2 separate regions of the Homo sapiens genome follow, and region 2 is linked to region 1. The links are chromatin contacts, found by Hi-C or POLR2A ChIA-PET in ENCODE. All regions are on one chromosome and are shown on one strand. Each heading gives the region's core, a stretch centred on a gene start or an enhancer-like site at or near the end of the contact. The rest is flanking DNA. Distances are from core to core; before and after follow the strand shown. Region 1 overlaps ZMAT5 (zinc finger matrin-type 5). Region 2 overlaps ASCC2 (activating signal cointegrator 1 complex subunit 2).

Evidence for each region. A loop is a pair of places that touch in the nucleus more often than their neighbours do. ChIA-PET counts read pairs that join two places held with the same protein, here RNA polymerase II (POLR2A).
Region 2: a map of Jurkat shows a loop between it and region 1 (2.9-fold over the local background). The contact joins two enhancer-like sites. A Hi-C loop is called at or near these places in 1 of 168 maps with a recorded cell type or tissue (Jurkat). POLR2A ChIA-PET finds 5 or more read pairs at or near these places in 3 of 52 experiments (A673, HEK293 and activated CD8-positive, alpha-beta memory T cell).

The regions. Positions count from the first base shown.
Region 1 is chr22:29,743,612-29,746,562 of GRCh38, forward strand. The region is part of intron 2 of ZMAT5 (zinc finger matrin-type 5); the gene reads right to left. Among named protein-coding and RNA genes, the nearest start is that of ZMAT5, 22 kb to the right of the region's middle. Within about 2 kb of position 1,445, at least 2 of the 41 ENCODE cell types and tissues checked have a DNase peak (open chromatin) inside an H3K27ac peak, as active enhancers do.
Region 2 is chr22:29,798,033-29,801,382 of GRCh38, forward strand. It overlaps ASCC2 (activating signal cointegrator 1 complex subunit 2), which reads right to left. Exons shown (of 20, transcript NM_032204.5): 15 at 2,959-3,078. Among named protein-coding and RNA genes, the nearest start is that of UQCR10, 32 kb to the left of the region's middle. RefSeq lists enhancers at 657-1,157, 1,158-1,658, 2,550-3,350. Within about 2 kb of position 1,344, at least 31 of the 41 ENCODE cell types and tissues checked have a DNase peak (open chromatin) inside an H3K27ac peak, as active enhancers do.

The DNA of each region.
Region 1 (2,951 bases), core at 195-2,694:
TGTAGAGATGGGGTTTCGCCATGTTACCCAGGCTGGTCTCGAACTCCTGGGCTCAAGCGATCCTCCCCACTTGGCCTCCCAAAGTGCTGGGATTACAGGCGTGAGCCACTGTGCCCAGCCTATCTTTACTTTCATCATATAGGTATGGTTTTAAATTTGCTTCTTGATAGGCAAGCTATTAATCAGTCAAAATCTGTAAGGAAGTAGGGTACCTGAGGATGGTATCCTGACTCAGGAACCCTTATATCCACCCCAGGGGAGGGGAGAGGCAAGGCCTGGGCTGGACATTCACCCACCACCTTTTCTAGAGGCCAAGGAAAGACCACAGGCTCCAGAGTCCAAGAAACCTGAGCTCAAATCCTAACAACATATGACCACGTGCAAGCTGCATAAACTCCAAGTCTCAGTTTCCCCATATGTCAAATGGGAGGATAGTTCCCACCTGGCAGGGCTGCTGTGAAAATGTCATCAGATAATGAATGGAGAGTGCTTTGCAGAGGAGGCCCGTGGCTCCCAACTCTGGTGGTACATGAGAATCACTAGGAAAGTGACCAGGTTTGCCTCTGGGGCCAGCAGTGGCCTTAGCACCATGTTCTCCAGGTATACGGCCAAGACTGGGTGGGTACACAGCAAATGGTAGCAATTCTTCATTTTTTCCTCACAAACCCTCTGAACAGCGCAAACATCCCCACTTTGCAGAGGGGAAAACAGAGGTTCAGACAAGGGAAGTGATTTGCCAAGGGCAACTGGTGGCTTGTGGGAGGCGGGGGCGGGCGGGGGGTGTGGTCTGCTGGGATAAGGAGTTGGTTGTCAGAGAACTCATGCCAGGGGGACCAGCAGGGTGGGGAGGGTCTATCTGTTAGCGCCGGGCTTGTCAGACTCATTGTACCCAGCTGGTGCTACAGACACCACTGCCTGCCTTTCCCTGAGGTGGGGGGGTACTAGGGGAGGGCATGTGGACATTGCCCTGGACCCCCAAGGCTGGGATGACTGAGGCAGGCGGCGGGACTGAGCCTGGGTCCTATACAAGGGGCTGTGCCAGGTGGCTTGGGGTGGGAGAAGAATTCCAGGCTGCCCACGTCCGCTTAGTGGTTCCTGACCCCAGCCACACATCAGAATCACCAGGCAGTTTTTAAAGTACATGGACACCCGGCCCCAGCCCTCTCAGGTTCTCTTTTAATTCATTGGAAGGGAGGGCATCAGAATTGTTTAAAGCTCCTCGGTGACTCTGAAGTGTACTCAGGGTTGAGAACCCCTGGCCCAGGCCCTGCACGAGGAAGCCCATGCTCTTGCAGTGGGTATTCAAGGCCCCTCATGATCTGATCCTATTGGTCCTTCTTGCTTCATCTCCCAGATGAACAGCTGCCCCTGGTGCCTCATGTTTCTTTGCTCAATCACTTAGACATTCATCTGCCAAACATTCACTGAGCATGTCCTGTGTGCCAGGCACCACGCCAGGCTGAGGATTTAAGTGGAGAACAAGTCGGAGCTGGTCCTTCCTTCTGGTCCAACAGTCACACTAATCCCTATGGATGTAAGCGGGGTAAACATCTAGCGTGTAGCCAAACGACCTGACCCGTTCTAGGGGTCGGGGAGGACGTCCCTGAGGATTTGCTGCCTGACTTGAGTTCTGAGGTGGTGGGGGGGCCTGGCTTGGGGCAGGGAGGACAGCAGGAAGGGCATGTCTACAGAGGGGACAGCTTATGCCCAGCAGATGCAGTGGCCAGGGTGGCTGCAGCTGGAAGGGAGAGGCCGGCAGGTCATGGAGGCCTGGGCAGGACAGGGGCTTTGCCCAGAACACACCATTCTAATTGGGCGCAAGCTCGCTAGGCAGAGGGGCCCTATTTTATCCACCTTTGAATCTTTAGAGCCTGCCTGGGAGCCGCGGACATGCTGAATGAATGAGCCCATGAGATGAAGGCTGGAGGGAATCCTTCTGAGGACCCACAGGCACCATGCCTACTTAGTAAGCTCTTATGTGCCATGCAGTCATCATGAGGTTACTGAGCCCCTGTCATAGCCCTGGAAGGTGGGGACTGTTGTAGCTGTTTTATACATGACAAAATGAGGGCCACAGTGTTAGTGAGTGACACCTGGGGACTGGTGCCCTGCACCTGACCATGGCGGATGGATCATCAGCCCCTCTGAGGGCTAAGGGGACGTGGCCCAGGCCAAGAAGCTGGGAGCAAAGCTGAAGTCGAGTTCATTCACACGGTATATCCGCAAGTCCCTGCGGTTGCTCAGAGTGAGCAGAAGCCCTGGGGCAGCCTCCTGAGGAAGTGGAAAGAGGTCATGTGCCAGCTTGGTCCTCGGTAGCTGGGGACCCAAGGTGAGGGAACCCACTGCCCTGGATTTTATTTCATTTATTTATTTTTTTTTGAGACAGGGTCCCGCTCTGTTGCCGAGGCTGGAGTGCAGTGGTGCAATCTCGGCTCACTGCAGCCTCCACCTCTTGGGGTCAAGTGATCCTCCTACCTCAGCCTCCTGAGCAGCTGGAACCACAGGAATGGGCCACCATGCCTGGCTAATTTTTTTATTTTTGTTTTTATTTTTTTGAGATGGAGTCTTGCTCTCTTGCCCAGGCTGGAGTACAGTGGTGTGATCTCAGTTCACTGCAAGCTCCACCTCCCAGGTTCAAGCAATTCTCCTGCGTTAGCCTCCAAAGTAGCTGGGATTACAGGAACCCACCACCACGCCCAGCTAATGTTTGTATTTTTAGTAGAGGCAGGGTTTCACCAGGTTGACCAGGCTGGTCCTGAACTCCTGACCTCAGGTGATCCACCCACCTCAAACCTCCCAAAGTGCTGGGATTACAGGCATGAGCCACGGAGTCTGGCCAAATTTTTTTATTTTTAGTAGAGATGGGGTTTCACTATGTTGCCCAGGCTGGTCTTGAACTCCTGGACTCAAGCGATCCTCCCACCTCAGCCTCCCAAAGTGCTGGGATTACA
Region 2 (3,350 bases), core at 94-2,593, 54 kb after region 1:
CAGGGATTACAGCCACCACGCCCAGCCGGCACAGATATTTTTAGAACACATGTTGTCTTCCAGGGCACCATGGAATGGTCCAAAGGGATTAGGGGACCCTGCCTCTTGCCCACTGACTCCTTCACTGGCTATGATATACCTGTAGCACATGTATTGATGTCTCCACAACAGCCATGCTGCACCTCACCCATTCTCCAAACAGACCCTACATTTTCTTTAGGTCTTTCTACCTTTCCGTTTCACCCTGGAGCTCCAGGCCTGCACCCTGTGAGTTGGTTTTCCTGATGAGATATGAGGGGTATTGGAGACTTCTGGGAAAGGTATCCTAGGCTCTAGGAGAGACACAGGAAGACCTGGTCTGGACTATCTCCTGGCACTGTCATGTCTGGAAGCCATAGTAGAAACAGCTGCAGCCCCTCTGCAGCCTCAAAGGAAGTAGCCTGACCACGAAGTGAGGCCCCAAGAGACTGGAAAGATACATTCTGGATGATAGGTCAACCAAGCCTAGACGGCCCTACCTTACACCGCCTTGTCATGCAAGGGAACAGATTTCCTTACTACTTAAGCACTGAGTACAGCCTATCTGATTCAACAACGAACACATTTTAACTCCACTACCATCTGCAGCGTCCTACCTAATTTCTCATGGGATTAGGACATGTGTCCCTGCCGAAGTTCCTGTGTACCCCACCCCAGCACCTCCCACTCTGTCCTTACTTGTTTAATGGTCTTTCTTATGATCATTTGAGGGCAAGGCCGGGTATCCAGCTCACCCTGTTTCCCTGGTGTCTAGCATAGGATCTGGTGCTACTAAATCTCTTAATAAATATTTGCTGAATGAATAAATAATGAACACATGAATGGAGGCTTTGCCTCTTTGCAATCTGCAGCCCCTGGGCTACCCAGCACAGTGAGTCTCTCTGCGTGCCAGCCCAGAGGGCCCCAGGAACAAGGGCACAGTGTTCCAGAAACCTGGCCACCTCAATGCCAGCCACTCTGCTGACCCTGACAGCTGGGACCAGCCCCTTGGCAAATGCTCGTAGGTGACTTATGACCTAGGTGGGGTGAGATGAGACTTTACAATACCATGGGCCCTGGACAAAACCACAGATCAAGGTGAAAGGCCATATCCAGAGATGGCTAATCTCTGTGGGGAACTTACCAATCAGGCTTCCTGGATTGGAGCAGGGGGCCAGGCTTCTCGCCAGCCTGGAGGACCCCTTGTCTGCCCCTTGCCCACCGCTGGAGCTACAGAGGGCCATGCTGGCCTGGAATAGCGGCCACTGATCCAGGATAACATCTTTGGCCTGGGATCTGGGGGTGTTGCAATGTGTATGACTAAGCAGTTTGCAAGTGCTTCCTGTCCAGCCAGCCAGACGGCTTTGTAGTTGCCCTGCGCCAGTTCCCCAAGCCCTCAGCCAGCCAAGCTTTTAGCAGTGGACAGCCCTAGGGAGGGGTAACAGCACAGGGCCCTAACTGAAGAAGCAGCTGGCATTTCCGCCACTGGGGCTCCTACCACAGGAACAAGGCTGGCTGGTCTCCTCCCTCTCTGAACCTCACGGTCCCCATTCACGTGATGGTGAAAGAGCAGCCTGTACTTGTAAAGAAGTCCCCTGATTTCTAGATTCCATGCAGAACTTTGGGGGACTAGAATACATCTTATTTTGCTGTTCTCTACTTGGATGTTGTACTCTTTACCATGACATCCAACTCTCTGTCCCTCTGATGGGTCATCATTCCAACGCTGGGTGAACTCTCTTATTTTTTTTTCTTGAGACAGGTTCTTACTGTGTCACCCAGGCTGGAGTACAGTGGCACGATCACAGCTCATTGCAGCCTTGACCTCCTGGGCTTAAGTGATCTTACTGCCTCAGCCTCCAGAGTAGCTGGAACTATAGGCGTGTGCCAGCACACCCGGCTAATTTTTGTATTTTTTGTATATATGGGGTTTCGCTATGTTGCCCAGGCTGGTCTCGAACTCCTGGACTCAAGTGATCCACCTGCCTTGGCCTCCCAAAGTGCTGGGACTAGGCATGAGCCGCTGCACCCAGCCCTGATCTTTTCAAAACATAAAATATGCTGGCTTTGTCGGTTCATGGGACCCTTTGCTGTGCTCACTATGGCCTCGGGACCACTGTCCCTGTTGCTCTGCTTGGGAAGCTTCTCCTTCCCTCCTTTGCAGAAGTGACCCCTCCTCACCCTTTAGCTCTCGGTCCCATGTCATGTTCTCAGAGGAGCCTTCTTGACTGGGGTGAAGCCCTACCAAAGGCTCAGAATTCTGTGCACCTCCAGCTTGTAGTATTTGTTATACCTGCAATTTGATGTTGCTTGTTTGATGAGTTGATTAATGCAAACTCCACGTGGGCAGGGGCCGTGTCTGTTTCACTCCCCACTATATCCCCAGAACCTAATTAATCCAGAGCCTAGAATGCTGTAAGTATTAGACAAATATTTGTTGAATAAATGGATAAATCATGAACGGAATTTTCAATGCCAAAAAAGTAGGAAGGACATAAACTAAAAATAAATAGAAAGGCCTTAAAGTGGAATATGTTCACCTTCTGAAAAGCTCATTCAAAGTCCTTAATTTTCTCACAGCCTGGGGAAAATCAGGTCAAAGAGTGGTTTCTGGGAAGCACTGTCCACCAGTGATTTGATGGTTAACACATTAAAAGATGTAAGAAGAAGGGAAGAGGGGGATAGTTTTGGCCCTTCTGGCCTTTTGCTATCAACAGGGGGGATTCACTAACAGCCTCCCTGCACAGAGTCAGAACCTGAAGCCTGATCAGTAGAGAACCTGCTCCTAACCACTGGGGGTGCACAGGTCTAGGGTTGTGAAGGGATCCCTGTGCTGATACTCCATGGCCAATTCTGCGAAGATGGAGCCCTTGGTTTCCCTGTGTCCTCTCTGCACTTCCAGAGTTGGGGTATCGGAACCCCATGGCCCACTGCACTCACCTCTTGCCCTTGTGCACCCGGCTCAGGTCTACTGAGTCCCTGCTGAACACATCAAACTCGTCATTCTGGAAGACGTTGTGGCGAGACGTCAGCAGGGGTGTAGGGTCTGGTTTCATTTCTCTGGGTGGGGGACACAGAGATCAATTTAAGGGGGCCCTGCCAGCTGATGCAATCTGCACCCCACTTCCCCCTGCTGTATTAAATCCATCGGATTTTTCAGTTCCCTTCAACAGGCACTCCTAGGACACAATCTCAAAACCTTGAAGAGGGAGATAAGCTGCTGCCTGATCTGGCCTCTGCCTGGGTATGCAGCCACACCTCAAACAAAGCTCCCCCTCATTCTCTGCATGCCATTCACACAGGGTTTCCTTCTGTTTCTTAAAAGCGCTATC